6 separate regions of the Homo sapiens genome follow, and regions 1, 2, 4, 5 and 6 are each linked to region 3. A link is an interaction called in ENCODE POLR2A ChIA-PET data of the cell type or tissue named here. Cell type or tissue: MCF 10A. All regions are shown on one strand. Region 1 holds the start of LOC124901045 (a long non-coding RNA gene). Region 2 overlaps MCC (MCC regulator of Wnt signaling pathway). Region 3 overlaps MCC (MCC regulator of Wnt signaling pathway). Region 4 overlaps MCC (MCC regulator of Wnt signaling pathway). Region 5 overlaps MCC (MCC regulator of Wnt signaling pathway). Region 6 overlaps MCC (MCC regulator of Wnt signaling pathway).

What was found. Peaks named below come from ENCODE experiments on the same cell type or tissue, not always from the same donor. Only the 100,000 strongest peaks of a DNase experiment are listed, where the experiment ranks them.
Region 1: POLR2A ChIA-PET joins it to region 3 with 10 read pairs; 7 of 35 experiments call an interaction of 5 or more read pairs at or near these places.
Region 2: POLR2A ChIA-PET joins it to region 3 with 48 read pairs; 4 of 35 experiments call an interaction of 5 or more read pairs at or near these places.
Region 4: POLR2A ChIA-PET joins it to region 3 with 16 read pairs; 5 of 35 experiments call an interaction of 5 or more read pairs at or near these places.
Region 5: POLR2A ChIA-PET joins it to region 3 with 14 read pairs; 5 of 35 experiments call an interaction of 5 or more read pairs at or near these places.
Region 6: POLR2A ChIA-PET joins it to region 3 with 11 read pairs; 2 of 35 experiments call an interaction of 5 or more read pairs at or near these places.

Annotation. Positions count from the first base shown.
Region 1 is chr5:113,293,205-113,297,204 of GRCh38, forward strand. The region is part of intron 3 of MCC (MCC regulator of Wnt signaling pathway); the gene reads right to left. It overlaps LOC124901045 (a long non-coding RNA gene), which reads left to right and starts at 1,656. Exons shown (of 3, transcript XR_007058904.1): 1 at 1,656-1,732. RefSeq lists a silencer at 1,433-1,492. In MCF 10A, no CTCF peak of the experiment used is centred here; DNase peaks (open chromatin) are centred at 1,187 and 1,747.
Region 2 is chr5:113,145,049-113,149,048 of GRCh38, forward strand. The region is part of intron 4 of MCC (MCC regulator of Wnt signaling pathway); the gene reads right to left. Among named protein-coding and RNA genes, the nearest start is that of DCP2, 170 kb to the left of the region's middle. In MCF 10A, no CTCF peak of the experiment used is centred here; DNase peaks (open chromatin) are centred at 873 and 2,253.
Region 3 is chr5:113,202,858-113,206,857 of GRCh38, forward strand. All of the region lies in intron 3 of MCC (MCC regulator of Wnt signaling pathway), which reads right to left. Among named protein-coding and RNA genes, the nearest start is that of DCP2, 230 kb to the left of the region's middle. RefSeq lists an enhancer at 354-895. In MCF 10A, no CTCF peak of the experiment used is centred here; DNase peaks (open chromatin) are centred at 464 and 1,824.
Region 4 is chr5:113,264,662-113,268,661 of GRCh38, forward strand. All of the region lies in intron 3 of MCC (MCC regulator of Wnt signaling pathway), which reads right to left. Among named protein-coding and RNA genes, the nearest start is that of TSSK1B, 170 kb to the right of the region's middle. In MCF 10A, no CTCF peak of the experiment used is centred here; DNase peaks (open chromatin) are centred at 1,780 and 2,370.
Region 5 is chr5:113,120,198-113,124,197 of GRCh38, forward strand. It overlaps MCC (MCC regulator of Wnt signaling pathway), which reads right to left. Exons shown (of 19, transcript NM_001085377.2): 6 at 2,487-2,629. Among named protein-coding and RNA genes, the nearest start is that of DCP2, 150 kb to the left of the region's middle. In MCF 10A, a CTCF peak has its summit at 1,909; a DNase peak (open chromatin) is centred at 2,094.
Region 6 is chr5:113,329,006-113,333,005 of GRCh38, forward strand. The region is part of intron 3 of MCC (MCC regulator of Wnt signaling pathway); the gene reads right to left. All of the region lies in intron 2 of LOC124901045 (a long non-coding RNA gene), which reads left to right. Among named protein-coding and RNA genes, the nearest start is that of TSSK1B, 100 kb to the right of the region's middle. In MCF 10A, a CTCF peak has its summit at 1,737 (motif pointing left); DNase peaks (open chromatin) are centred at 2,046 and 2,326.

The DNA of each region.
Region 1 (4,000 bases), 90 kb after region 3:
ATCCCCCCTCTTTCCCATCACCAGGTGTTCCCTCACACACACACACCCCCGCAGGGGCTCCATCCCTGCATTTTTCCCTTCACCATTGGTAGTCTGACATCACCATTATCTGCCTTCCGGCTGCTTTTACACTGTTTTCCTTTTCTTCCTCTTTCCTCTCTTCAGCCATACTCAAGAAACACGGACTACTTATGCTACTTTTGCCCCCATAAATGGCTCAGTGATGGAACCAAGAGGGAAACCCACAGACACCAAGCCTCTAGCTGTAGACACTAAGCACACAGACTTCCTCTTCTTTTCAGCACCCAGTTCTACGGGCTTCTCATCACTTTTCAGGTATTCAAAGCTTTGAGGGATGTGCCCGAAGCATCCCTAAAATCATGAAAAAAGATGGCTTTGGGCATCTTACCGCTCACACATTTGCATAGTGTTTGATGTAGCTTTAATTTCAAAGCTGGTCTCAAACACTCAAGTGGATAGGTTACAGTGGGAGCCCAGGAATTGCAAATGCGCTTGCCTCAAAGACTCAGGAGTCCAGATCCGGGCAGGAAATAAAGTTCTAAAGCGGCTTTGAAGTGCTTTCTCCCCAGACCCCTCCCCAGCGCGGGTCATTCATCTCAGCCTAGGGAAGAGACCACCTTGCCTGAACGTAGCCAAACGCATCGCACGTGGGAGCCAAGTGGGAGATGAAATAATCCAATGCGTCCCCCTCACCACCACCACCCCCACCAAATTAGTTACCGTCGGCTTAAACTCATCGGGAATGTCCGTGTATTTTACCGATCAGGGAAATAAAAGGGTGTATATAAATTAGTGGAAGCGGGTGGGAAGGAACAAGGGATGCAGACTGTCGTGAGTAAAACGCCTCGCGGCTTGGTGAGAGGTTGTTTCTTTTTTAAGCCACTCATTTCAGACTGAAATATCAAGCCAGTTCAGGTCATTTCCTGAGTAGCACTACAAGTTAAAACAAGATCCAGAAAATCTACTAATCTTCAATTGCGCTGCCTCCAGACTGGGAGCACAGGGGGATAGGGTGTAGGGCTGTGGGGAGGTCGAGGGGAGGGGGATTTGTGGAAAAGCAAACGCCCGAGAAACCCTAGCTCCCGACCTCAGCTGTTTCTTACCTCACTCAGCTCGGCCGAGGAGTCGTTTCCATATTTCATGGCAACTCCGGAATTCATGATGCACTTTTCAGAGCTGGGCTCTCAGTCCCCCAGGTCTCGGAGCTTAAGAGTTGGACTTCACAGGCTCAATATCCACTGCTTGGTCCCTTCTGCCACATTTTAGTCTAGACAGCCATTTTCACCCAGGACAGTTGCGAAGCGCAAACGGAGGATGCAGGCACTCTTAAAAAGAGCAGCCGTGGCTCGCGTTTCACGGACGAGCCATTGCTGCAGGAGGCTCGGTGGCGCGGCGCGCTCGCAGCTGCGGCAGCGGCGGAGCCCGCGCGGGGACCCTCCCGCGCGCACCCAGCGCCCCGTTCCGGGGCAGTGCCACCCTGGGCGCCGCCTCGCCACTCCTACGGTGCCTCGCCGCCCCCCATTACCAGGATGGAGGGCACTTCCCAGCACGAGCCGACACCCTAGAGGGCACCGGCGAGCTCCCGAAAAAACTAGGGCGGTGGGGCGAGGAAGATCCGCGCCTCGGATTCCAGAGAAGGAAAGAAAGCTAGAGGGAGCCGGAGCGGAGCTGCACTTCACGCCGAAGTTTCCCCTTCGAATCGTCTGGAGTTGTAAGTGGTTTCTGATTGAACACAGCTGTCTAGCTGCTGGCCACGGGGTGCGCGGAGGAGGCGGGGCTAGAGGGAGAAAAGGGTGGGGGCGAGTAGCCTGGAGGCCGAGCAGAGGAGACCGTGCTGGGAGAGCAGAGCAGGCATCCTTCCAGTTCTCTGCAATAGTAATTAAGGACCCGAGTCCAGGAGGGGGAGTAGAAACAGGAAAAGCCACCTGAATAATCGTGCAGGAAATTAAAAAAAAAAAAAGAAAAGAAAAAGAAAAAAAACTTCCCTCATAGGAGCCGCTTTCCATGATTTAATAAGGTCAAGACAAACCTAAACACTGTACATCAGACAGCACGGTGCACTTCTCACGGAACATTAAGATTTTACAAGGGTGCAGGGCAGTCATTTTCCCTAATCAGTCTAAAGTCAACGCTACGGGTGTAAATTCAATGTCAAACTCCCTCTGTCTGTCACTGGGGCAGAGTACATTTTCTGCATGTCCATAATGAAGATAGAGGCCCCATCCCTTGAAAGATGTCGATAGGCTCCCCAACCCCCATCCCTTGAAAGATGTCAGATAGGCTCCTCAACCCCCATCCCTTGAAAGATGTCAGATAGGCTCCCCAACCCCCAGACCTTCCTTAATTGAGCGGAGGTAGAGTTGTATTTATGGAGTGTGGAGTATGATTCAGAAAAGATTCAAGGGGCTGTTATACCCAGTACACCCCTGGGATCTGAGCTCCCCTTCAACTTTGAGTTCCCGAGGTAAAACATCCTGTGTCTATTGGGAGAGAGATGAGATGGGGGAAGAGGGGAACTAGGATTTTTCTCTCCACAAACTTAAAGTTCCAATGAATTTGAGATGCACAGAAAAATGTTCTGATGCTTCAAAACAGTAGGTCTGCGAGATTGCTTAAGAGACCTCATCAGTCTCTTTCTACACAATGGGGACAAAATGTCTCCATCCCCAATAACAGAACTTGGCATATCCTGAAGCCTTCTGTGAAAAAGCCATTGTATTGTCAACTTCCATGGTCTTTTTAAAAAATCATGTTTATTTTGCTCTTTAAGAAGGGGCAGAGTGCAACTATTTGCATATAACGTTTTACCCATCCCCCTTCTTGTTGAGTTCATTCATTGCCTGATGGAGGTGCTGCTGGGATTAGGAAGAGTTTGCTGCTCTTTCTAGAGCACTGGGTCCCAAGTCCTTGGGCACTGCCAAACTAGAGCACATTCTGCATGGGGAGGAGATGGGAAGCTACATTATTTAATTTATCTTTTCATTGAAATCTGTTGAAAACTGCATGTTTGAAGCTGGAAATGGTGGTATATACATAACTATGAAGAAGATTCAAGCACTGCCCCTGCCCTGAAGGTGTTTATAGACTTGTAAAACATGAACAGAAATGACAATTCTAGATAGAAAATGATACTTGCCATAAACACAGTACAAATGAGGAGCGACTGCAGTTCAGAGGAGGGAAATACGATTTTGGCTGGACAGGGTCTGGAGAGAAGATTCTGTGAAGGAATCTTAGAAGAGGCAGCATGTGAGTTGACCTGTGAAGAATGGCTGAGCCCAGCAGAGATGGGAAGTAAGGGGAAAGCGTTCCAGGCCACTGTGAGAGAAAGTATGGATGGAGACTGGAATGTGCAGAGCGGGCATGGGGATCACAGGCATTCCATTCTGGAGCATAAGCTGGGTGAGAAAGGGGGGTTGGTGTCAGACAGTGAACAGTTTTAAGTGCCATGTTAAAAAAATGGGCCTTCTCAATAGGCAATGGAGAGCCACTAAAGGTTTTTTAGCATAGAAATAATGGAGATCAGAGCTGTGCTTTTAGATATTCCAGTAGATTTAAATCACACTCATGAGTAACTAATATGAACTCAAATAGGCTAGTGTTGAATGTGATTCTGGTGTTTAAAGATACATATTTTTCATACGACTCTACCCCTAAAACCAAGCAGATGACTTCATCTGGTGTTCAACCAAAAGAAAAGTAATCTGTTCCAAAAGTAGAGGAAAAACTAGCAGTGTTGAACTTACTGAGAAGCAGTGTCTGTAGATTCTACTTTATAGACAATATAAGGCATTTTCAAGGGTAATGTTGATTGTATGAGATTTTCTTCATAAACAATGACTTGAATACTTCAATACTTATACTTCACATAAGATTCAACTCCACCACAATCTGGCAGCAGCAGATGTAGTAGGTTGAAAGTGGGAAATGAACATGCCGATTGTACTATCAAGACAGTTCAGCAAGAGGTTAAAAGGGC
Region 2 (4,000 bases), 58 kb before region 3:
AGTCCACAAAAATTACAGGATCTCAAAGGCATTTCTATCAATAAATGAAAGAGCTTCATATTTCTCTGGAACAAACCAAGAACAGAACACTGTTCCTCTCAGACCTGCAGCACATCTACAAACTCTTGCTGTTAGCCTCTGTTCCCAACCTCAGAGTGTGTGCGTGTGTTCATGTTGTATGAACATGTACAGATGTAGTGGACACTCTCATGCAGGTCACCAGTTCCAGATCTTAGTGTGACTGTAGGATAAAATTCTGTCTCTGACCTGGATCTCATCAATGCTGTGACTCCTATGTTCCCATGTTGCTTGTTCCTCCTCTTTTGTTTTCCATATTCCGTCTAGGGCTACAAATTACTGTGAAACATTTCCACTTACACACTCAATGAGCTCTCACTTTCCCTTATTTCTCTACTCCTTCTTTTTTCTTTGATGTCCTTACAGGTCAACAGGCCACTACCACCACCTGGGCTGACAAGAAACTACAAAGTCCAATGAACAATGAAGATGTTCAAGGGTTTATATAGAGAAAGGCACACCATCAATAAAAACCACCAAAAGACCACCCTTCAGCATCCCTACTGACTGATATCAACTGCCTAAAAGATGTAATCCTGGCCAACCAGCAGCCCTCGCTGCTGCTCTGCCTATGGAGTGGCCATTCTTTTGTTTCTCTAATAAACTTGCTTACACACACACACACACACACACACACACACACACACACACACACACAAACACACACACACACACACACAAAAGACCCTGTGGGGCTGCCCAGGATACCAGATGGAGAGGGAGAGCTTGCTCTCTGGTATTGCACCATCCTTCCCCTGCCTCTAACTGAGAAGCCTGCCTGGAGGATACCTGCATGAACAAGAGGCAACATGAAGCCTGGTGATTCAGTCAGATGGAATAGGGCTTGTAGCTAAAGGAAAAAAAGACTCAATGTATATTTGAAGCTCAAGCACTGATTTAGGAGAAGTAACAAGAATATATTAGAGGAAAAAAACCTCCTTTAACTAAGGGCAAAGGTATTTAGTTTACATTCCTATATTTTTCCGTAAGTTTTAAAAAAATAGCATACAATGTAGTACTATAATGTAATACTTCCTCTACACAGATCAGACATTTCTTAAATGAGACTGTGCTGGGTGCTACAGGGGAGGTGATTACAACACATTTTGAAGGTAACTGTGGTCACAGCTTCCAGTGGACTGAAAGAATCCCAGACTTCTCTTCTGGAGAACAAATACCCCTCTGATTCCTGTTTTTGCCATCAAGGCACTGAAGCTGTTGCAGCTGCAATCTTCTCTCCTCTATGTCTTCCTCCCCCAGCTCCCTGACCTGAGTTTATATCCTCTTCACCATTTACCTAAAAATCTTGGCTGGTGCCTTGGTCTCAGACCCTGAAACGCCTCTGTGAACTCTAGGGAGCATGAATGTTAGGCCTTATGATACCAAAGAGAGCTAGGAAAGCCCAAAGAGCTCTCTCTTCAACCCCCAGAGAGGATAAAAACAGAAAAAGAGACACAAGGGGGTGTAAAACAGGGAATTCAAAGTCTCTCTAGCTTCCAACAAGCCAGCTTTAGCTTCCAAAGTCAATTATTCAGTGATAATTTACTTAGCGGCCTCTGGGACCAAAGGCAGTTTCTTCTACTACAACTTGTAAGTTAGAGACTATTTTCTTCTCTCTACTGGACAGAGACACCCCATACAATTTCAGCTGAACAAAATAAAAATTGGTCTCAAATAATATGCTACTGCTTTTTTTTCTGTCATTACAGGTAATTGCATCCAGGGTTCTTCCTCCTCCCAGCCCATATTCAATTTTTGACTGAAGGTACAGTACCACAAAGCCAGAAAGCCTGTGGTTGCAGTGTCTTGCCTGCCATAAATTTCTGGAGGCCATTATCATTAGGAGTCTAGATTTGTCTCACAACTACAGACTTTCAGTTTGAAAGGAAAAGAAAAAAATGATTGACATTGGATATGACGAAATTTTGTTTTTCCCAAATTTCATCTGGTGCTAAATACATACCCGGAGTTTCTTCTTGAGATCTCAGCTTTCCTATCATGATGATGAAGCAAATTAAACATGCATATAAATACTTGTGTCTAGCCACATAAATTGGTGAAATTGCCTATATGCAAAAATGTGTAATAAAAACAAGCAACATCGTCATTTCAACCACTGAGAATAAAATCCTTTAGGCTCATCCCTGCTATGGTGCAATCCAGGGATAAAGCCCTGAGTCAGCCTTGAGACAGTCTGGCCTGAGAACTTGAGCCCCTGTTGGAAAAACCCTGTGCAATGTGGTGATGCTAAGCAGCTTTATGGTTTTGTTAATGTTCTTCACCGGGTTTTATCTTACTCCACCGAGGCCACTGATCTTTAATCATCGCATTAGTGTCAGCTGTCAAACCTAAGAGCATTATGAACTAGGTTCTTGGAAAATGCAATGCCATCATTAATTTGTTAACCCTCTCAACCATCCCGTGAAGGGGGTTAGTACCACTCTCTTTTAAAATATGCTAACAAGAGATGTTACCCTCTCAAGGTCACACAGGATTTGTCACAACTAACACTATTCGGGGTATTTCCACCCTCACTCTAAGTTCTTGCCCAGGTTCGCTCGCTAAGGGGAAAGTGGACCAGCTAAACAAAGAGGCACCAGCACAAAAGGAAATGCCATTAAGGAGCAAAGGAGCTAGAGGAGTTTACCAAAGAGAAGCATAAACGAATAGGAGAGGAATGGAATGAGGCGACCCTAACAAAAATACATGCCGACTACATCTCAGAAAAGTTATCTCAGAAAACAAGAGAAAAAGAAAAAACTCTTTCCATTTCACTTAAGGAAAACTGTGTGTGTTCTCTTCCTGAATGCCAAGAGGTAGAAAATTCAGGAGACTTGTTTTCCAAAGATAAGGAGCTTACGAAGTATTCCACATTACTGCTCACCTATTTTAAAGGGGTTCATAAGCTTGTTTGACATATCTCCTTCTGAAGTACTTAAAAATGCAGTTAATTTAAAATAATTGTTGGTACTAAATAAATAGCAAATATGCTGAAAGCATCAAATCAGGACTATATCTGATCTTAGCCAGTTTCCCACAGGCTCAGTTCCCACTGGGCTGTAGAATGTTGATGCATGTCTGTGCCCGTATTCAATTTGGGAAGATAGGAGTGTGCTGTTTTCAGCCAGTAAGTTTATGGCAATTTATTATACAGCAATAGAAAATTAATACAGAAGCACTTTGTCTTCCCCATCACATTGGTATTGGGCTCTTCCCTTCATATCACTATTTTCAAAACTCTACCTACAGGTGGATGTCATGAGCATAAATAAGACACCTTCTTTTATTCAACCAGTTCCAGTGTCACCATTAATAATTATTCAACAGATGTTGCAGCTCTCTTGGTAATGTCTGTTGAACATAACCACCATTTACATTTTACATTTTAATCATGGCACTATAATATTTAGAGAGCTGGTAAAACTTAATAGAGCCACACAGCGTAAGTTTACACATGAATTTGCTCTTCTACAATCTGGTAAAGCCTCAAACATGAATCTTTTACCAAGGCATATAACACCAAAAGTGCAGCACAGTCATTTCATTGTTCTTATATTTTTCTTGCATAAATTTCATGTTTTTAAAGATATAAGTCTGACTTTTTTTTCATGTTCTCTTTCCTAGGTTCCAGTATATGAACTGGGAAGAAAACTCCAGTGAGAAGAGCAGAGAGTAATTTTTAAATCTATTTTACATAAGAATGCAAATAAGAGAGTCAATAAATGGTTCTATGATGTGACCATTATCATCAAGGGTAAAATCAGTCATCAAAAGCTATTACATGAGGATGGCTTGACCACAGGTAAGTAAAAAAAGAGCTGAATCAATCCTTGACTTAGAGAAAAAATTTTCCATTATCCTCTTACCATCCTCTGTAAAAGCTGTCTTTGTAGGCTTAAATTTTAATAAATACCTTCCTGGT
Region 3 (4,000 bases):
TAGAAGAGTGACTTGACATATTCTCAACCCTGTTTTTCATCAACAATGCCTGCTCACTGCCAAGTTTAGATGTGACTTTAAATTGCACCCAATCCGGCAAAATAATATTTCACTGCTGGCTACCAGTAAAGCGCATACAATTTTCCCTTTCAGAACTTCTGAGCCACCAAGCCAGGAAATCTTTTGGTGACCACTCCCCTTCCCATTTGTAGAGAGAAGCCAATACTCAGGACCAGGGGCTGGACTTGGGGAATACAAGGGTTCCTGCATTTCAGCCAGGGCTCCCTCTTGCCCCACCGGGAAACTACCCAGGGGCCTGAACCTGCAAGAGGTAGACAGGCACTGTGAGCTGGGCCAGTTGCCCCGCTTGTGCTCCTACCTTGACATGTGCTCTGGTCCTCCTTGCCCAAGAGGTGTGGGGATGGGTGTGGTGGAGGCACAGTCCGGGGTTGGTCTCGCCTGCCGCACGCCTGTTCAGTAGCCTTTTAATGAACTCAGTGACTCAGCGCTGTCCCTCCCCCACCGGCCTCGGATCTCATTCCTCTCAATCGCACTGATGCCCATGTGACAGCACGTTGTCTCCACCGAGACTAATCCCTTATCAATAAGAGCTTTCAGCACGGCCCAGACCAGATTACTCTGTCTCACAACCACTTTGCTGACCTGCCCGGGGGGCCACCGAATACTCCCCGAGCGCATACTATTTACAGAAGAGTCAAGATAAGCCGGATCACTTGGCGTGATTATTTCGCTTCCAAAGTTTGTGGCTTTAACAAAGCAAACCCACATTCAACCACTCAACCAGGCGCCGTGCAAGCCACCAGAATGAAAAAAAACAACGCTGGATCTTACACACATGCAGTAATCAAAATATTACAAATAAAGGCTACATGTGAAATGATAGGTTAAGATGCGCTCTAGACACCAGATGTATGGAGTTTGCTATTAGATTTCTTTGCCATAGATCCAGCGCAAGGCAACATGGCATTTCATTGTCAGATTAATGTGGACATAATAATTTATAAGAAGGCTTTAAAAAAAGTCACCAAGATTGGTCCTTAACTTTGCCCATTCAGATTCTTAAGAGCAAACCAAATTTGAGGAGAGATGCCGGACGCCAAACTGAGTACAGGCTCAATATCCCCTATTTTCCGTCCTTCCTTTTCCGGCAATTTTTATCCCACTCATCTCTATCCACAGCCTTTCTGGGCAGCTGAGATGAATAAGAGGAATGAGTATAAAGCCTACAAACACGGTCAAGGAGATGACTGGGAGTAACTACATCTGTGCCTAGAGAATGGTCTTGACGGTTTGCAAGAACCGTTTCATCAGCATTATGGGCAAGAACAAGAAGGCCAAGGCATACTTAAAATCATCACAAAGCCTCTTTCTAGCACTAAATGTGAAGTAATGAAGCCATCACACAGCAGATGAAGGCCTTTGCACACAAAGCTCTCTTCCTCAGAAAAGCTCTATTGATTGATCTTGAAATACAGATTTTTAGTTCTAAAACTGTGTGGATAGCTAGTTAAAATTCACTCTCTTTCCCTCCGAAATGCATTAAAATTCTAAAACATGCACCAAATTCTAAAAATTAAGAATTCTAAAATTCTAAAATATACACCAAATAAAATTTATTTTTAGTATTAAAATACCTGATGCTCATTTCATCAAGTCTCTGTTCTCTCGTCTCTGTTCAACGCAGTTAGGCAGATCTGAGGGTGCTGCGGAGAGTATCTGAGGAGAAATGCCAGGCAGAGAGCGAGCAGGCCCTGAGCTGCAGAGACAATGCTCCAGGCAGAAAACCATGGCTGGCAGGAAACCAGGAGAAATTGTGCAAGCGAAGAGCCATTCCAAAGCTGTTCTCTGTCCCACGGTTATGATCACAGGGGAGGGTAATTGCATCTACTTCTGATCATATTACCTTTTGCCATTTGTCAGATAGCAGACCTCAAATTCAAGGTGGATTAGTCTGGAAAACTAAACAATCAGTTTTGAAGTCTTACTTTTATATCCATCCACTGATCAATGCAAATATGAATAGTACAGAAAACAGTCAAACACCTAATGAAAAGTGGAACCCTGCAGTAACTCCCCCGTATTCAACAGATGACAGGGCTAATGCAGGGAGTTTGGGGCTATGGACTGGTTTTATAGCCAAAGCCACAGATAATTCCATCACCAAAGACTGCTTCCTACTTTTGGTGAAGGAAGCAGGTAATTTACATGCCAGTCTCAGTTTTTTCCTCCTTTCTCTCTCCCTCACCCCCTGCCTTACTGGTATTTTTCTCTATGAGTTCCCTTGATGTATTTTGTGTTGGAGGACCCAGCCTGCAGCTTTCACAGGAAGGGCTGATGCAGTGAGAAGAGCAGGATCTAAGAATCAGAGGAGGTGGGTTTGAGATCTAGAATAAACAGTTAAAGGCCTAGAGGCAAGGAGCTTCACTTTTGAGCCTTAATTTCCTCAGCTTTAATGAGAACACTACCTGCCCTGCTTGCTTACTAAACAGGACTGACCTGGTGGTCAGGTATGGAATGTGGGCTTGTATCATAGAGAAGGTGGACAAAACAGGATGGAGAAAACAAAGTCTGAGCCCCTGCTCTGCCATGTCCCTTGTGGGGCTTCCCTTCCTCTTCTAGGCTGCATTTGTAAAATCTGCTCTGTGTATCTACCAGGGTCAACAGGAAACTTAAGCAATGCATTTGAAGATAAATATTACAAAACTGACGATGCTATCAGAGGGCATGTTCTTACCAGTCTGTCCAAAGACTATGTTTTAAAAGCATGAATAGCTCTAAAGTTGAAAGAAAGTCTTAAAGAGTATTTTTATATTACACTATAGAAAAATATCTTATTTGCTTTAAATAACGGGAATCTAAGTTTCAAGTCAGCAGATTAGAGGTGAGCGGGTAGCGAAACCATGAGGGGTGGCATGGGTAGATAGAGCATTCTCCCAAGTAAGATGACTGAAGCCAGAGCTGATGGGGCTAACAATGACGTTCAGTCAACGCAGTGCATAGACCAGCTTTGGAGGCCAGGGCATTTCTATAGAAGGCTCCTGAAGCCATGCCACAGAGATGGGTCCTTTCCTGTTGCTTCACTGCCTAGCCCCTTTGTGAGCATGGTGAGAAGCCTGAAGGTGGCAGCAAGCACTGTGTGCTGGCATCTGCAGTGAGCAGTGACAGCTACACCACTGGACAACTCAATCCTGCAGGACTGCTCCAAGACTGAAGTTCAGAATGACAGGTCACTACGGCTTGCAGTCATTGACTCCCAACACCTCATTTTACATACAGGAAAACTGAGGCCTGGCAGCAAGGTGGAGGCACTTTCCCAAGAAAGGCAGCATCCAAGCTTTACTGAGTGCCCTGGTCCTCGGATGCCCCACCCAGTGTATACTCACTACCTTGGGATGTTTCCCCCTAACTGGAATCCTATTGTTCACCCATTTGCTCATATGTGTAATATATACCATAGAACCTTAAAAATTATCTTTGACAATTTTCTCCTCTTGGCTTTATAAAAATCTGTCCTTTCCTTATGCAAATTATTTTCCAAATATTTAAATTTTTCGGGCCGGGCCCAGTAGCTCACGCCTATAATCCCAGCACTTTGGGAGGCTGAGGCAGGCCTCCCACTTGAGGCCAGAAGTTCAAGACCAGCCTGGGCAACATAACAAAACCCTATCTCTACTAAAAAAATTAGCCAGGCATGGTGGTTCATGCCTGTAATCCCAGCTACTTGGGATGCTGAGGCACAAGAATCCCTTGAACCTGGGAGGCAGAGATTGCAGTGAGCTAAGATTGCACCACTGCATTCCAGCCTGTGCGACAGAGCGAGACTGTCTCAAAAAAATAAATAAAAATAAAATTTTCAGGCACTTTGAGGAACCCTAGTCTTGAATCATCTTGTACTTAAAAAGTAAGTAAATTAGGTAATTTATTTTGTGAATCCTTCGTAATATTTGTATAACCCCTTACAGTTTTCGTAAGCTTTCCC
Region 4 (4,000 bases), 62 kb after region 3:
CCCACTTTTAAATGGTTAAAAAAATCAAAAGAAGAATATCTTATGATGTAAAAATTATATGAAATTCACATTTCAGTGTCTGTAAATAAAGTTGCACTGGGCCAGGCATGGTGGCTCAGGCCTGTAATCCCAGCACTTTGGGAAGTCGAAGTGGGCAGATCACCTGAGGTTAGGAGTTTGAGACCAGCCTGGCCACATGGTGAAACCCCATCTCTACTAAAAATACAAAAATTAGCCAGGTGTGGTGGCACATGCCTGTAGTCCCAGCTACTTGGGAGGCTGCGGCAGGAGAATCGCTTAACTTGGGAGGCGGAAGTTGCAGTGAGCCAAGATCACGCCACTGCTCTCTAGCCTGGAGGCAGAGCAAGACTGTCTCAAAAAAAAAAGTTGCACTGGAACACAGCTATGTCCATTTTGTTTACATATTGTCTGTGACTTTTATCTTACCATGGGACAGTTGAGTAGTAATGTCAGAGACCATAGGACCTGCAAAGCTTAAAATATTTACTAAGTAGCCCTTAACAGAAAAGTTTTGCCTATCCCTGTGCTCTGGGCCCAAGTCTGCTATGCCTCTGAGTATCCTGAGACCCTTAGAGAATTAGCCCTGCAAACAGGCAGCTGTACTGAGAAGCAACATTCTGTTTGTTTTATCCCAACCCAACCTGGTATCTAACAAATGCTTCTCCTTCTAGTTCAAAGCAAGGCTATGACGTCACAGAATGAACCCCAACCTCAATGTCTGCACTAAGGGAAGGGTAGAGCAGCTTTCTCTATGGGGCCACATTTTCAGTAACTTAGTCCCGTACTTAGAATCTTATACTCCGCCTTCTAATAGGTCTTCACAGCAGCTCTAGAAATCTCAGGCTTCTTTTTTACCACTATATTAGGGTACCTTTGGTTGAACGTTCCCAAAACCCCTTGAGAAAATTTAAGGAAAATATGAACACACCCCCTTTTCATTTGTTGTAAGTACACCGGGGTCTCTGGGAACTGGAGGGCTACACAGAGGAACTTGAGCATATCTCTTGATTTTTTTCCCTTCTCCACGCACCCAACTCCATCATGCTTCCCTCACTGCAGGCCAACCCCTCTAGTTCATACGTCACCAGGATTTACACCTCCCCTGCTTCAGAGACAGACTAGGAGTAGAATCATACCCCGTTTCCAAATGCCCGGGAGACAGGTCAAATTCACACGTCTAAGTGTAACAGTGTAAATGGAATGCAGGGCAATCCCTAGAAAATGAGAAGGGAGAGATCTGAATAGACAATACCTTAAATATCCACTCTGCCTGCCATAATATAGGTAGGGAAAACAAGCCATTTAAATTTAGGAAGAGAGACAGTAAGTCTCCTTCCAAAGACAAGGCTAATAAGACCCTCACAGTATGGGGCAGTCTCAGGCATTTGAATTTCAACTTTCATTAAAATCCTAGGTCTTATGCCAAATGCTAGGAAAAACTGTTGTTCTTTTTATAGTTCCCCTAAAAAATAACTATATTATTTTGGTCCTGGCTGGAGTCAACCTCTACCTTCAATCTACATTTCTTTTGTGCTTGCTTCCCCTTCACCCCTTCTACACACACACACACACACACACACAAAACCATTATCACCAGCAATTCTGAAAAAACCTATACAGGAAAAAATTCAGACTAGATATTCACTCCCCCAAAGTGGGACTCTTGTTTACCCAGCAACGATCAATGATGCCACTTACAAACACATTACACAACCCCACAGGGCTTCTTACACATACAGCCAGAGTCAGTCCTTGGGAGTTGGCAGTTCTTGGGAAATTCCCAATATCTCACATAGGGCTTTATTTGTATTTATCTGGGAGAGGGATGGGCAGAAGATGGGATAGCACTACTCCCTTACTTTTTTTCTTTTGAGATGAGGTGTCGCTCTGTCACCCAGTCTAGAATGCAGTGATGGGGAGAACTCCTACGCTCAACTAATCCTCCAGCCTCAGCCTCAGAGTAACTGGGATTATAGGCGTGAGCCACCACATCCCAGCCACTTCCTTACATTTAAAGGCACCTCAGCACTTACAAAGCTTTTTTGCACACCTTGTTGTATACAAAGTGATCTTCAACATCCCAGCAAGGGAACTACCTCCCTCCATATGGACAAAAAAACAAAACAAAACAAAAAAAAAACCTAACAAAAAAACCTATAAAAGATTAGGTATCAGGCTCAAGGGAACACAATGGGTCATAAAATCAGGGATCCAGGTCACATTTCAAGCCTAGGGTATTTATGGTTTTGTTTCATTTTCTTGTTAAAATAAGAGCCTAAGTTACTGACCAGTTAGCATGTGGCCTCGGGCAAATAATAAATTGGGTCAGAGAATCATGCACAGACATGACTTGGCCAACAGTTGGCTAATTATGACAATTTAGCAATGATTGCATTATTAAACTATTTCAGCAGAACAGGTTTCACACTCCCCTGTATCCCAGGGCACGTTCTCTGCAGCTCTTTCCTTCCTATCGTCCCTGTAGCAGGCCCTCAGTGCTCAACCCTCTGCTCCCTTTCTTTAAAGGCTGCCCTGGAAATCCTCATCAGCTCTCATAGAGGCAACCACTGGCACACCAAAAGTGACTTCCCAAGAGACTCTTGGGTCTGGCAATTCACTCCTCTGCTACTATTAACCCAAATGTAATTATGTTTAAATTTTATCCCCTCACCCCTAGAACTCATCTTCTCTTCAGTGAGGTATGTTGTAAAACCTTCACGTTTATATAAAATCCACCCATCAGTGTTCATATACATTATCTCATCTTCACGGTAACTCTGGGAAGTAAAGAGGGCAGCACTATCATTCCCATTTAATAGGTGAAGCATGCCACTCAACCTCTGAGCTTATTCTGTCAGGGGCAACATTCCTCAGCCACCTGATGGCCAAACCAAAATCCAGCAACATACTGAGATATGCTACAGCATGATGAGCCATGAAAACATGCCAAGTGAAAGAAGCCATTCACAAAACCATATCCTGTACAATTTCCAGAACAGGCACATCTACAGTGACGAAGCAGATAAGGGAGGCAACGGGAGGCAGGGGTGACTGCTAATAGCCTTTCTTTTGGGAGTAATGAAAATGTTTTAAACGTAGTAATGGTTGCACAGTCCTGGGAATATACTAAAAACCACGGAATTGTATACCTTAAATGGATAAGTTGTATGGTATATGAATTACATTTCAAAGCTATTAAACCTAACTTCTGTATTTATATGTCTTATAAAAAAGGTATGTCTGCTAAAACATGATCTTAAATTAGAATGAAATAAAGTGGAATGGAAGATGGATAAAAACCCAAACCAGCTATATCTTCAACTCCTTTCTGTTCCCTTCCTTCAAAATGTCTCTCTCACTTAGCAAATTCTGTCACTATTGTAGCCAACGAATCTTCTATCTTAATCCAGGCCTCAACTCTACAAACCTGGGTTACTGAAACAACTCCTCCCTGATTACCACATCTCTAGTCTCTTCCCTATCCCAACAATCCTAAAGACGTCCGAAACTCTTCTTCCACAAAGCACCATCTTCCTATACCACTTCCCTGCTAAAACATTAGTACCTAACTCAGCATGGAACTGAGGTCCCTCAAGGGTCCAAATGAACTCTACCTTTTCCCAGTTCATTCTAGCGGTCTCACCTAGTCCTCTGTGACTAACACACGTGCACAGCACCACCACTCCTAGAAATCCTTTCTTCTGCTTACAGAAAGGCCCTTAGGATGTACCACTGTCATCAATTTCCCTTGAACATTCCAGACCATAATGTTTGTCTACCTACCATTAGTAGTCTGACTCACTTGATACTTAGACAACAAGAAAAATTTTGTATCCTGTCTCCCAGTAAGGGTCAAAAGGTAGCTAAGGTAGCTAGATGATACGACATCTTCTGTGCCCTGCCCCTCCATCCACTAGGCCTAGGATACTGCTATATACAAAGCGTCTCTCAATTTAGTGACCATTAAAGAACATGAGCT
Region 5 (4,000 bases), 83 kb before region 3:
GGTTAGAGATTTATGATGCCCTTATGAACTTAGCATGTTGGTATGAACTTAGCATGCTGGTATGAACTTGGCATATGCATGGTCTGGTTGCAGGGAGTTGTGTGTATTGTAACATAAAGCCCGGGGACTGGGTTCAGTTTAGTTGGGGGAAGTGTCTTCACTCCTCAACATAATTCTGCCTGGCTTAAGCTGTACCAACATACAGCTCTCAATGGCTTTGATGTATTTTATTTGGCCTTAGATGCAATCCAGACTACTGATCGCTCCTTCCTTATTAGAGCCTCCTCTGCCCCACTGGCTTCCAGAATACCACTCTCCTCATTTTATTCCTTCATCTTTGGCTGGCTGACTGGTGGATTGGTTTATTACCTCATTCATTCATTCCCACTACTATCTTTAAACACATGTTATGTGCCAGGCCCTGTGATAATCTCTGAAGATATACTAGGAGATGAAACAAACATGCTTCCGCCTAGTGGAATTTAGTGGGAGAATCAGTCAAGCAAATAAATACTATTACATAATTTAAAATGTCAACGTGATAGTAAGATACAAATGGGGCAATGACAGAGTCAACAGTTATCATCTGCAAACACCCTGATGTCTCCCAGCTGCTTTTCTTCAGCCCAGGTCTCTCCTCTTGGTGTTTTATCTGAATGCCTACTGCCTTCTGAAGCACCTCCGCTCAAATACTTCAAGACACTATAAACCCATGGGCAAACAAAACACGATCTCCACCTATCATATAGTTCCTGCCCCAAGCAAAACAAAACTCAAAGCAAAACCACCTGGTCCTACTTCCTATGTGCCCTATTGGCGAATGGCCCTGTTATCCATCTGTTGTACAAACAAACTCTTATGGGGCATACACACCCCCCACCTTCAATCGGTTTCCAATCCTTCAGCAAATCTTGCCAATTTTACATCTTTATTAAATCTCAGCTGCCACCACCCTAATCTGAGCAACAATTTTGCCCATCTAGAGTTCTGCAATAGTTTCCAAGCTAGCCTCCCCAACTCATTCTTCATCTATGGATTCTTTCTCCACACTACAGTGATTGATTCAAAATGCAAATCTGATTATCTCATTCTCTTCCCCCACTATTAAAAAATCTTTCAGTAGCTTCTTGTGGATCTTTGGGTAAAGGCCAAACATGGTCTCTGTCATGGCCTGTAAGACTCTGCATGGCCTAGTTCCTGCCTACCTCTCCAGTCCCCCTCTCACACCTCTGTGTCCTCCATCCATGAGGATCTTCAGTCACCTCCTTAAATGCATTCCTCTCCCTCACTGGATGCTATTCTCTTCCTTGACCTGCTTAATTCCTACTGATCCTCCAGCTCTGAGGTCAAACGCCTTCCTAGAGGAAGCCTTCTTGTAACCCTAGACTGAATCAAATTTCTTTGGATACACTCTCATAGTACTGTGTTCCATAATGTTGTAGCACTTATAGGATTTTAATTAAACCCAAATATGTAATATTTGATTAAAATCCCTCTCCCCAACAAAATTTTAACTTCCAAGAAAAACTCATTATAAAACTCAAGAAAACTGACTATATGCAACTCTTCTTTCTCCTGGTTCTTCTTCCATCTCTCCCATACATGTAAACATGTCTGTCCTAAGATATGCTGCTCCTCCCTCTTTTGACTCCACACCCTTCAACCACAGGGATCACCTTAGCTCAGATAACTTCAAAGCCTCTTCCCTCAACCTCGATCTCTTTCCAAATATCCAGGTAGGCAAGACCAGTAGTTTTGTAACATTTTGACTGCAACCCAGTTAGAACATTCATTTGGCAACTTACTGCCTACAAGGATGCAAGAAACAAATTTCATGAAACAATACTGTCACTTGCTTTCCTATTAGCCTTCATTTAAAAATACTTTTTCATGTAATTTCAAGACCCAACAGTAGGTCACACCCTGCAGTTTAAAATACATCATACCAGATATTTACACATGGATATTTCTCTACAACCTCAAACATAATATGACTATTTCCCAACTCACTTCTCAACACAACTTCCTAAGGAATATATGATCATTCTCTTAGTCACTTAGGAACAACACATTGGAGTCATTTTGGATTCCTCCTTCTTGCCCAATCCAAGTAGTTGTTAAAACCTATTGGGATTCTTCCACTGCAATGTGTTGGCCCCCATCCCATCCCTTCCCTTCCCACCATCATAGTTCAGATATTACTGTAATTTGGAATACTGCAATAGCCTTTTAAACTGGTTCCCTACTTCCAGAATTTTCAAATAGAAGTGACTTATGTTTGAATCACAATTGTATCAGAGCAGAAAGCTTCAGTTCCATTTTGACCAACAAAGTAATGTGTAAGGGACTGAAATACATGTGACTTCATCCACTCAGCAAACCCCTTGAAAAATTAAATTTTAATTCAGGCTGCCTCACATTTCTAAAATTTCTATTACAATCCAGAAACCAAACTCTGGCTTGGTGGCAAGGGCAGGCAGACTCACCCATGTCAGCAGTAACCATGGTAGACTGGTTTTCGGGGATAGAGACAGAGGTCTGGTCTTGGTCCATGCTTCGAGAGTCCTCGTTGACCTCGTGTTGGCTCTGGCTGAGTTCTGATCGCAGTTCTGAGTACTCATCTTCCTCCCTGAGAAAAAAGGAGAATTGGCAACCACTAACAGAGGATATAAGACAACCCCCTAGAGAATATGTCTTTTAAGGACAAGAAAAAGACATTGAGAGAGAAAACAGATTTCTCCCCCAGGCCACAGGGACCAGGATTTCTCCCAGGCGAAATAGATAGTCACATCTATGCTCAGTGAGTGAAGCTGAAAGGTTGCCTCTGTGTCCACAAAACATACCCATGTACCAAACGAGATTCATCTATCAGCCTGCAGAAACTCTTCCCCTTTAAAGATTCCTGAAGAAACTAGATTTCTTCGCCTCCTCAAATTCCGAGGAGAATAAGAACTAAGGCTACTAGCACTGAGGCTGCTGTGAACCAAATAACTAAGAGTCTAGCGCACAGCAACAGCATGCCCTACAATCTGGAGGGGCCCACAGGGGCTTCCTTCTTGAAGGAGGCTGGAGGTTGGAGATGGGGTTAGAGCTATTGGGAAACCAGCACCTCATCTGTGCAGATCAAACTAGACTTTTTTGAAAGGTATATGGATCAGCATGTATAAGAAAGACTAGGCTAACTTCCCAAAGAAAGTAGGTAGAACTAGGGGGTAGGAAGAGAGGATGCAATGAGGAGAAAACAGAACACTGAATGAGAGAACACCATTCAATGGTCTATTTCCTTTAATTTACACTTGCTAACAGGAAGACAACATTTAAACCCCACTGTGTTTTATTTGTATACACACATCTACCTCTTCTCAGCCCTTCAGAGGTCCCTCAACCTCTGGTCTCTTCACTGTACTATTAGCAAGCTGAGAAACTTAGAATTGCAGTGTGTATTTCAGAGCACGTGTACTGTCCCCTTCCCACACCACCACCATCACCACACATACACTGGACACAGGTATGGAGACAGCAAAATGAACCGTCTTTGAAGGATCTATTTTGCAAGTGAACCAGTAGGGGGAACTGTCAGGGGATTTAACTGGGAGTGGAATGCCCACTTGGGTCTGCTCAGCTTCAAGGGCAGGTTGTCTGTGAAGAAAGCTAGGAATCAGAGAAATCTCAGCCTGGCATTCATTTTAAGTTGTCAACAACCAGAGGAGAAGAAAGTCTACAGTGTTGGATTCTGGGTGGACCAAAATGATGAGTGGCGATCATTAGGGTTTAGGGAGGCAAGCGGGAGACACATCTATAAATCAGAGAAATGTGAAGAACAGAAATCTTGGTTCTCTTAAGATATCAAATTTCTCCCAGGAAAGGGATTCAGCTGAGCCCGTGCTTTATAAGGTATTGTTAATAAAACCTACCCAGAAAACTGGGAAAGCTTTATGTAGATATAAAGCCCCATGACATGGAAAATATGAATTAGAGAGTGGTGAAGACAAAAAATACA
Region 6 (4,000 bases), 130 kb after region 3:
TCAAACAAACCTGGGTTCACATCTCAGCCTGCTACATGCTCACTTTTTCATGCCAGGCAACCTCTGTAATCCTCAAATTTCTCACGGGTAAATGGGGATCATACCTATATATGCAGCATAAAGTTGTGAGGATTAAGCAAGATAATCTATGCAAAACAAGTGACACAATATGTAGTGTACGGTAAATCCCCAATGAATATTAGCAACACCAAAAGAAATGCAGAGGGAGTTCCTGTCCCTTTGTTGCAGAGGACATGTTGCTATGAGGGTCCAGGTGTTCTTCCTCCCACCCAGGCCTCTAGTTGGGTGAATTGGAAGAAGAGCATCTTATCTCCCACCTGGGCCTAAGAGTAAAGATGGTGAATAAACTATATATATACACACACACACACACACAGAAACATATATCCACACATACATATATACACACATACATATATACATATATGTATACACACATGCATATATACGTATACACACACATATATAAACACAACTGCTGTAGATCTCACAAATGAAAATGCTAATGTCTGCAAGTTCATTCTATACATAACTTTTATAAATCCAGAAAGCCATACAAACTAGTTTCAGAGGATTATCTCTTTCAAAGAAACAGTCCAACAACCAAAAGTAATTAATAATAGATACAATTCTTTATTTAAGGTCTCATACTTCATCAAATAATCTACTGGCATACTTTTTAATGTCCCTTTGCTTTCTCCTCTTGAAATCCATTATACTATCCAACTGCAATGGAACTTCTCTCCTCCCTACCCCATCCACTCACCTCCAGTCCATCCCTTTAGTGTATATAGATCAGCTTAGCCTCTCCTCCAGAAAGCAGGGCTCCCTTCTACTTAGAAGAGGGGCAGGAGAGGAAAACTGAGTGATCTAAAACATAACTGTCCTTGGTGATCATGAAGAAGGGGGCAGCAGTGCAGTCATCTAAGTGACTTTTGCCTCTGTCAAACTAAATTTGGCCTGAATTACATAAGGACAGTTGAGTCCTCATGTAATTAATTGCAGTCTAACTTAGCACATAAACTAACTGAAAGCCTAACTTAGGAGTATAGTTTTGTAACAAATAGCTGAGTCTCAGTCAATCACAGGCAGCCAGCTGATCAGACCATATTCAAATAAGGCAAATGCCAAGCTGTAATCAATCAAGTTTCTGTACCTGACTTTTGTCCTGTCCATAAATGCTGCCGCCCATGTAATGGAGCAGAGCTCTCTGAACCGCTTCTGGTTCTGAGAGCTGAGTGATTCCTGAATCATTCTTTGCTCAGTTAAACTCTGTGAAATTTAATTTGTCTAAACTTATTCTTTTAATACCTCTGCACATACAAAATACAAGAATACATTCCTGTACCTTTTTTCTCCCTCATTCTTAATTCATGACTTTATTTTCAAATACAAAGATGCAAAGATAGAAAACCTTACTACCCCAAAGTAGGAAGTATGTTTCCTATCTCTCCTTTGCCTTTTCTTCAAAAACGCAAAAAGTCATTAAGATGTTAATGCTGAGATAAGTCATTGGAAGAAGGATGGAAAAGAAACTACAAGAAATGATAGACATGGTGCTGCCAAGCAGCTACTCTGTTTTTATAAAATACTTCAGACATAAATGGCATTTGTATTCTGTGACGAAAACCCCTCTTCCCCTCCCCTACACAAAAGGAAAGGCAAAGAAATGCAAAGGAAGTGGTAATTGCCAGGTGTCTAGATATGGGACCACTGCCCTCTAGTGTACTTGAAATTTTTCTAAATCCCTTTATCAGAGATCTTTACCTGAAAGATAGTAGGAAACAGAATAAAACATGAACCTCTGTTGAACTATCCAATAGAATCATTTTAAAAAATACTGTCAATTATTAGGAGAGTGATATGACGGCTTCCTACCACCTCACTATCTGTTGGTGCCAACACTTTCTTCAGGTCCTACACATGGACCTGAACAAGGTTTCAGTCCAACAGATTGCCAAAGGGCAGAAGAAATATTAAAAGTATTTCACAACTAGTGTGGCATACGCACTAGCTAACCAGAACAGATGCCCGGAAGATGCCAGCTGGCAGCAATTCTGCCTCTTCCCTTTGCAGGGCCAGCATTAACCCCTTAGATGCTGAACTGTGGAGAGGTTCTGGGTTCCTGGCAGAGGGACTAGGTAGCCAAGAGAGTAGGGGGTCTGGGACAAAAGCATGTCAATATTTCAACGATCTGTACTGTGGTGTTCTGGCTGAACATTCACTCTGCTAAGAGGATTAGAAGACATCAGAAAAATAAGCCAGTACCGCTGAGCAGAGCAGAAGAGTGACTCAGCGTCCACTAGCAAAGATCTGAAGTAGCTCTTCCTCCCAGCAGCTGTTCCTTCTCTTGCCAATAACCAGGGACATCCTCTAGACCAGGACAGGGGTATAGTAGTGTTAGTAGCGGATGTCAGGAAATCTACCCTACAGTCTTGGTTCTACTACTTTTGTGTGTCCTTAGGTGGATATTTTGATCTGGGCCTCCATATCCCTGTTTTTAAAATAAAAAGGTTAGACTGAAGTTTTTCAAGGATCCTTCTCTCTGTAGGTAGAAATTATTATTTTTTTCATGATCTGCTTTTTTGTTTGTTTTGTTTTGTTTTGTTTTGTTTTGTTTTGTTTTTGAGATGGAGTTTCACTCTATTGCCCAGGCTGGAGTACAGTGGTGCCATCTTGGCTCACTGCAACCTCTGCCTCCTGGGTTCAAGCGATTCTCCTTGCCTCAGCTTCCCGAGTAGCTTCGAGTACAGGCACCCGCCACCACAACCCGGCTAATTTTTGTATTATTAGTAGAGACGGGGTTTCACCATGTTAACCAGGCCGGTCTTGAACTCCTGACCTCAGGTGATCCGCCCACCTCGGCCTCCCAAAGTGTGGGATTACAGGTGTGAGCCACTGCCTCTGACTATGATCTGGTATTTCCAAGTGAATTCTACATACAAGATCATTCAGCATAATTTTTAATGACAATACCACCTTGAGAACTCCTGATGACAACAACGTCATCTTGAGACAGCTCTTAGACTATAAAAAAGTGATCAGTAAATATTTCGAAATCTCCTTGAAAGATCTCATTTCTTTAGAATTTTTTTAGTTTCTATTTCCAAATACTACCCCAAATGTAGCCACTTGTAAGTAACTTTCTTTTTTGATGTTTCCTTTATTTTTTGAGACAATGTCTTGCTATGTTGCCCAGGCTAGGGTGCAGGCATGATCATAGCGCACTGCAGCCTCCAACTTCTGGCCTTAAGCAATCCTCCCACCTCAGCCGCCCAAGCAGTTGGAACTAGAGGTGTGTGCCACCATCCCTGGCTATAAATAAGTATTTTCCTAAGATTTACTTAATTCTTTGAGTTAACTGGCAAGATAATAAAGGTGATTTAAAGAAGGATAGAAGAGGCCAGGGACAGTGACTTACGCCTATAATCCCAGCACTTTGGGAGTCTGAGGTGGGAAGACTGCTTGAGCCCAAGAGGTCAAGACTGCAGTAAGCCAGTGCATTCCAGCATGGGTGACAGAATGAGAACCTGTCTCCAAAAAAAAAAAAAAAAAAAGGAATAGAAGAAACTAGTACATATAAATCCAGTAGAAAAAAATAATGCTGGCATAGGACTGCAAAGTTAGTTACAAAATGGTTGCCGTTTTACTAGGGCCAATAAAATATAACATTTGGGGTTACCTTCCATGCTGGGCAAAAGTAGTTTGTATCTCTACCAAACAAAAGTCATCAGTAACTTACCGATCTTCTGCAAATTAACATCCAAATTTTACAGATTCTAGACTTCAATTAATAGCAAATAGCCAAACAAAGCTACACCTCCTGAAATATCAGCTGATTCTTAGAGGATCTAATACGACTTTGAAAGAGCACCCAGTAATCTTTTTGCTTTATTTCAAAATTTCTGAAAACTCTTCTTAAGAATTTTCAAATCCCTTGACCCTGAAACATCAAGGTAGCAGATCTCAATAAGAGGGA